2 separate regions of the Homo sapiens genome follow, and region 1 is linked to region 2. A link is a contact called in ENCODE Hi-C or POLR2A ChIA-PET data. All regions are on one chromosome and are shown on one strand. The core of a region is the stretch at or near the end of the contact, and the rest is flanking DNA. Distances in the headings are between cores, read along the strand shown.

Region 1 (2,700 bases), core at 175-2,674, 63 kb before region 2:
TACCCATTTTTATGCTATCATATCCCCTGCATACAAACTGTCATGTACACAGGGGCTATTTTTTGTTTTTATAAAGAAAAATGAGGCCAGGCACGTTGGCTCATGCCTCCAATCACAGCAATATGGGAGGCTGAGGCAGGTGGATCAATTGAGCCCAGGAGTTCGAGACCAGCCTGGGCAACCAAGCAAAACCTCATCTCTTAAAAAAAAAAATACAAAAATTAGCTGGACATGATAGCACGCACCTGTAGTCCCAACTACTTGGAAGGCTGAGGTGGCAGGATTGCCTAAGCCTGGGAGATCAAGGCTGCAGTGAGTCATGATCGCACCACTGCACAGCAGCCTGGGCGACAGGAGTGAGACCTTTTCTCAAAAAAGAAAACTGTGACCTTAACTCTACATATTATCTTGTATTCTGTTTTTTCCTCACTCAGTAATATTTTTATGGTTGTCCTCCCATGCCCTTAGTGATAGATTTAAATGGTCTTCTTGGTTTATTTCTTTCCAACGCAGGATTCTTTCTGAACTACCTTTTTTCGGGAATGGATGATGATGGTATGGAATCCAGATTCAATCCCAGTGTGTTCTTTCTAGATTTCTTGGTGGTGCCGCCCTCAAGGTAATACCCTTTAATTAACTTATTTCACCTGAAAAAAAGCGTACTAAGGAACTGAAATGTGACCTCTAGGAGAGGTGAAAGGGCCAAGGGCACTGAGAGACAAAGCTGCAGTTCCGCTCCAGGTGCAGGTGGTGGGAGGGCTTGCTTTCCTTCCCGTTTGTTGTGAACGCAATAGGAATGTTGGTTGTTTTTGTTTGTTTGTTTTGAAGTGGAGTCTTGCACTGTCTCCCAGGCTGGAGTGCAGTGGCATGACCTTGACTTACTGCAACCTCTGCCTCCTGGGTTCAAGTGATTCTCCTACCTCAGCCTCCTGAGTAGCTGGGATTACAGGCACGCACCACCACACCCAAATAATTTTTGTATTTTACATAGAGATGGGGTTTCACCATGTTGGCCAGGCTGGTCTCGAACTCCTGACCTCCAGTGATCCACCTGCCATGGCTTCCCAAAGTACTGGGATTACAGGCTTAAGCCACCACACCCAGCCGGAATGTTGGTTAGGAAGGTTGGTTGTTTTGAGCATGGTGGGGTGTGCTCCCTACAGTAGGCATGGGTGAGAGGCTGAAGAACATGACCCTTTCCTCACACTAAACATTCATTTATTCCGTATGTCCCCCTGCAGGTATCGCCCAGTCAGTCGCCTAGGAGACCAGATGTTTACTAATGGCCAGACGGTGAACTTGCAGGCTGTCATGAAGGATGTAGTTCTGATTCGAAAACTTCTGGCATTGATGGCCCAAGAACAGAAGTTGCCAGAGGAAGTGGCCACACCCACTACAGATGAGGTCAGGGCTGCTCTGTTGCTGATGTGATGAGCACACATGCTTAGTGCTAACTCTGTGAGCTGTGGATGTAGACACTGGGTCTGGGAGATGCTTCCTGGGATGTTCTGTGCAGCTGGCAGCAGCCTTAGTGTGAGCTCTGGGCTTAGGGGGCACCTAGGAACATTAGGGGGACACACATGGGTCTGAGCATGGAAAGGTGTGGGTTCTGGTCTAGCTTCTACACCGAACGACCATGCCAGGTGACCCTAGTTGAGTCACTTCCTTATACTAGTGTCTGCTATAAAGTGCATGTGATTTGTGGTGAGATTTCACACCTAGGCTGTTCCGGGCTACCAGCTCTCGCAGCTCTAGAAAGAATAGCCTACTTCCCTCAGGCTTTAAGAGTGTCCCTTTTGGGTCACAGTACTAGAGCTCATGTTGCCAGCTCTATTTTGGACACGTTAATGTCTCCAGCATTGGGGTCAGGAAGGCAGTATTGCAGAGTGGAAATTCCTCTCAGAATAGGACAGTTTCAACTAACATTTCCTGAGCCCCATCTGTGTGCCGGGTTAATTAGTAGGTGTTCAGTGGGTACAAAGGTGAATTGGGCACCCAGGAAGCTTGCTGAGGTCATCAAGATCCTTCCCAGCTCTAAAGTACTCTCTGGATGCAAATAGGCAGCCTTGGGTAGACAGTCCGGGTTCTCAGACTCCAGCCGCTGCGACAGTCCCGCTGTCTGCCAGGCCCATCACAAGGTGGCGCCACTGTCTCTTGGACACTTATGGTGCAGGTTACACTTGGGGCTTTCTGTGGTTTTGCTTGTTTCCTGATCGGCCCGCATTGGTGTGCTTTTAAAAACTCCTTAGTGTAAAAGACATCAGCCATGTGCATGCCTTAGTGCAGTTTCCAAGAAAAGACCATGGGATAACTGTACCCAGTGACCAGGGTTGATGTCCCTTAAAAATCGGGCAGCCTGGCCAGGCATGATAGCTCAAGCCTGTAATCCCAGCACTTTGGGAGGCTGAGGCAGGAGGTTCACTTGAGCCCAGGAGTTTTAGACCAGGTGGGCAACATGGCGAAACCCTGTCTCTACCAAAAATACAAAAAATAGCTGGGCATGGTGGTTCATGCCTATGGTGCCAGCTACTCAGGGGGCTGAGGTGGGAGGATCACTGGAGCCAGGGAAGTCGAGGCTGCAGAGAGCTGTGATCGCACCACTGCCCTCCAGCCTGGGTAACAGAGTTAGACCCCATCTCAATAATTAAAAAAAAAAGAAAAATTGGTCGTCCCCTTTGTCAAACAAATGCTTCGCCTCTG
Region 2 (2,700 bases), core at 183-2,682:
CCTGCGGAGAGGACCTGGCTATGGACTGTACCAGTTACAAAGAACCTCTTTGTGATATCATCTCATCAAATCCCCACAGCCCGGCGACACATGTCCTGTTGGCCCCATTTCACAGTTGAAGAAATGGATCTAGTGGTGAAGGGGAGGCCAGGTCTGCTGCCCCTCTTGGAGATGTGCCTTTGCGTGGGGCACCTCTGGCATCGTCCTCGGGTTCTGACTGGTGTAGGGTGACATCTCCTAGGTCGTGCTGATCAAAGTGGCTAGTTCTCTCCTTTGAAAATAGGAGGCCCCTGAGGAATGAAAGCCAGGTCGGTGAGGGAGGGAATGGAAGGCTACAGAAGCCTGGAGGGTGGATCCATGGGAAGGTAGCCTGCGGGGCTCAGCATGGGGGGCAGAGTATTGAAAAGGGGAAATGGAACAACTTGAGCCAAGGCCATTCCACTGCCCATAGGATGTCTGTCCTGCTCACTGTACTTCTCATCCACCTTCCATCGTGGCCTCTGAAGGCCTGGCCTGGGCGGGCACAGCCCTGTCGCAGGTGCTCTTCCACAAACCGGCTCCTCACCCAGCGTCCTGCCGCCTGGGGACCACCCAACCCCAGGGACAGGGCTGCCCGGGCTCTGCCTGGGCTCTCACAGGACCTGGCAAGCTGCCCTGGCCCCTGGCCTGGGACACGGTGTTTCCCTTCCACCTGCAGGCTGACTCATTGGGATTCCTCCGCGTCCGGTCACAGCAGGCTGGGTCCCTGGGCAGCCGGCGACCATCTGGCCAGCCCAGCTCTAGACTCTCTGTTATAGGCCAAGACTCTGTCTTTTTTTTTTCTCTGTAGTCCCAATTTTAATGCTCAATTAAATATTGGACAAAGAAGGAAGGAAAGGGAAAAAAGAGAAGGAGGAGGGAATCCATGTGTCCACGGTCCTCAAAAATGAACATCTTTTTCTCCTTCATTTTCTAGAGCAGTGGTTCTCACAGTGAAGTCCCCAGGTAAGCAGCAACGGCAGCCCCTAAGAATGTGTTAGAATGCAGGCCAGGTGCGGGGGCTCACACCTATAATCCCAGCACTTTGGGAGGCCGAGGCAGGCAGATCACTTGAGGTCAGGAGTTCGAGACCAGAAGGCCAATGTGGTGAAACCCTGTCTCTACTAAAGATACAAAAATTAGCTGGGCGTGGTGGTGGGTGCCTGTAATCCCAGCTACTTGGGAGGCTGAGGCAGGAAAATTGCTTGAACGCAGGAGGCAGAGGTTGCAGTGAGCTGAGATCATGAGATCGTGACACTGCACCCCAGCCTGGGTGACAGAGCGAGAGTCTGTCTCAAAAAAAGAAGAAGAGAAGGAGGAAGAGGAAGAGGAGCCGGAGGAGGAGGAGTTGTTACAATGCAAATTATCAGGCCGCACCCCAGACTCCCGAGTCAGAAACTGCAGGGTGGAGGCTGTTATCTGAGTTTGAACACTATCAGGGGGATTTTCACTCATGCTCCAGTTTGAGAACCTCGGCCCTAGAACTGTCATGAGGAAGCCATCTTACCTCTGGTCTGCCCTCTTTTTAGCTGTTTCAGCCCCAGAACTCTCCTGGGTTTGTGGAAATAGCCCCAGAGGCCCCCAGCCTCTGCAGACAGCAGCTCCTGTCAGCGCCCCAGTTTGACCCGCAAGCGGGCTGGGCGTGGCAGGCCTACAGCAGCAGCAGGTGCAGAATGAGCCTCCAGCTTCTCTCTGCATCCTTTGCAGGCATTAGTTCATTCAAACTTCACAACTGTCTGTGAGGCAGGCGGGCGACACCAGCACCTCTGTTTTATAGATGAAGGAAAGGAAGACTCGGGTGTGTTATCGACTGTTTTCCCGTGAGAACATTCCGACTCCTTGGGGACAAGGTCTGTGCCTGTGAAGCAGTTAAACAACTGGCAGAGAAGTTTTGTGTATCTTGGATGGGATGCGGGGCTCCCACAGATCCTCCTCCCCAGAGCCAGCTGAAGGGAGATGAACTAGGACATCCTAGGGCCTGGCATCCTCCTGCAGTGCTCCTGCGCAGCATTTTCCCAGACCCCAACGAAGCCCACAGGCACCTTTGTCTTGTATGTTTAAAACTCCTGCCAGGCGCGGTGGCTCCCACCTGTAATCCCAGCACTTTGGGAGGCCGAGGAGGGCGGATCACAGGTCAGGAGTTTGAGACCAGGCTGGCCAACATGGTGAAACCCCATCTCTAATAAAAATACAAAAATTAGCTGGACATGGTAACACGCGCCTGTAATCCCAGCTACTTGGGAGGCTGAGGCAGGAGAATCACTTGAACCTGGGAGGTGGAGGTAGCAGTGAGCAGAGATTGTGCCACTGTACTCCAGCCTGGGCAACAGAGTGAGACTTTGTCTAAAAAAACAAAACAAACAGAAAAACTCCTCTAGAACCAGGAATCCCATTTTTGGGTCTATACACAAAAGGACCCAAAGCAGGGACTCAAACAGATATTTGTTCACTCATAGCAGCATTATTGACGATAGCCAAAATGGTAGAAACAACCTAAGTATCCATGGACCGATGCATAAATAAACAAAATACTGTATATACATCCAATGGAACCTTATTCAGCCACAAAAAGGAATGAAATTCTGACACACGCTACAACATGGGTAAACCTTGAGGACATTACTCTAAGATAAAAAGTCAGACACAAAAGGACAAATACTATATGATTTCATGTATATAAGG

What was found. A loop is a pair of places that touch in the nucleus more often than their neighbours do. ChIA-PET counts read pairs that join two places held with the same protein, here RNA polymerase II (POLR2A). Pooled maps may share reads with other maps.
Region 1: a pooled map shows a loop between it and region 2 (4-fold over the local background). The contact joins two enhancer-like sites. A Hi-C loop is called at or near these places in 8 of 168 maps with a recorded cell type or tissue (B cell, CD4-positive, alpha-beta T cell, Caco-2 and 4 more), 2 of 37 single-sample maps with no recorded cell type and 7 of 50 pooled maps. POLR2A ChIA-PET finds 5 or more read pairs at or near these places in 1 of 52 experiments (CD4-positive, alpha-beta memory T cell).

What each region holds. Positions count from the first base shown.
Region 1 is chr2:86,079,520-86,082,219 of GRCh38, reverse strand. POLR1A (RNA polymerase I subunit A) reads left to right here. Exons shown (of 34, transcript NM_015425.6): 8 at 514-619; 9 at 1,242-1,404. Among named protein-coding and RNA genes, the nearest start is that of POLR1A, 25 kb to the left of the region's middle. Within about 2 kb of position 1,424, at least 12 of the 41 ENCODE cell types and tissues checked have a DNase peak (open chromatin) inside an H3K27ac peak, as active enhancers do; they include B cell and CD4-positive, alpha-beta T cell, where a contact is called at or near this core.
Region 2 is chr2:86,016,048-86,018,747 of GRCh38, reverse strand. No RefSeq gene overlaps it. Among named protein-coding and RNA genes, the nearest start is that of POLR1A, 88 kb to the left of the region's middle. Within about 2 kb of position 1,432, at least 13 of the 41 ENCODE cell types and tissues checked have a DNase peak (open chromatin) inside an H3K27ac peak, as active enhancers do; they include B cell and CD4-positive, alpha-beta T cell, where a contact is called at or near this core.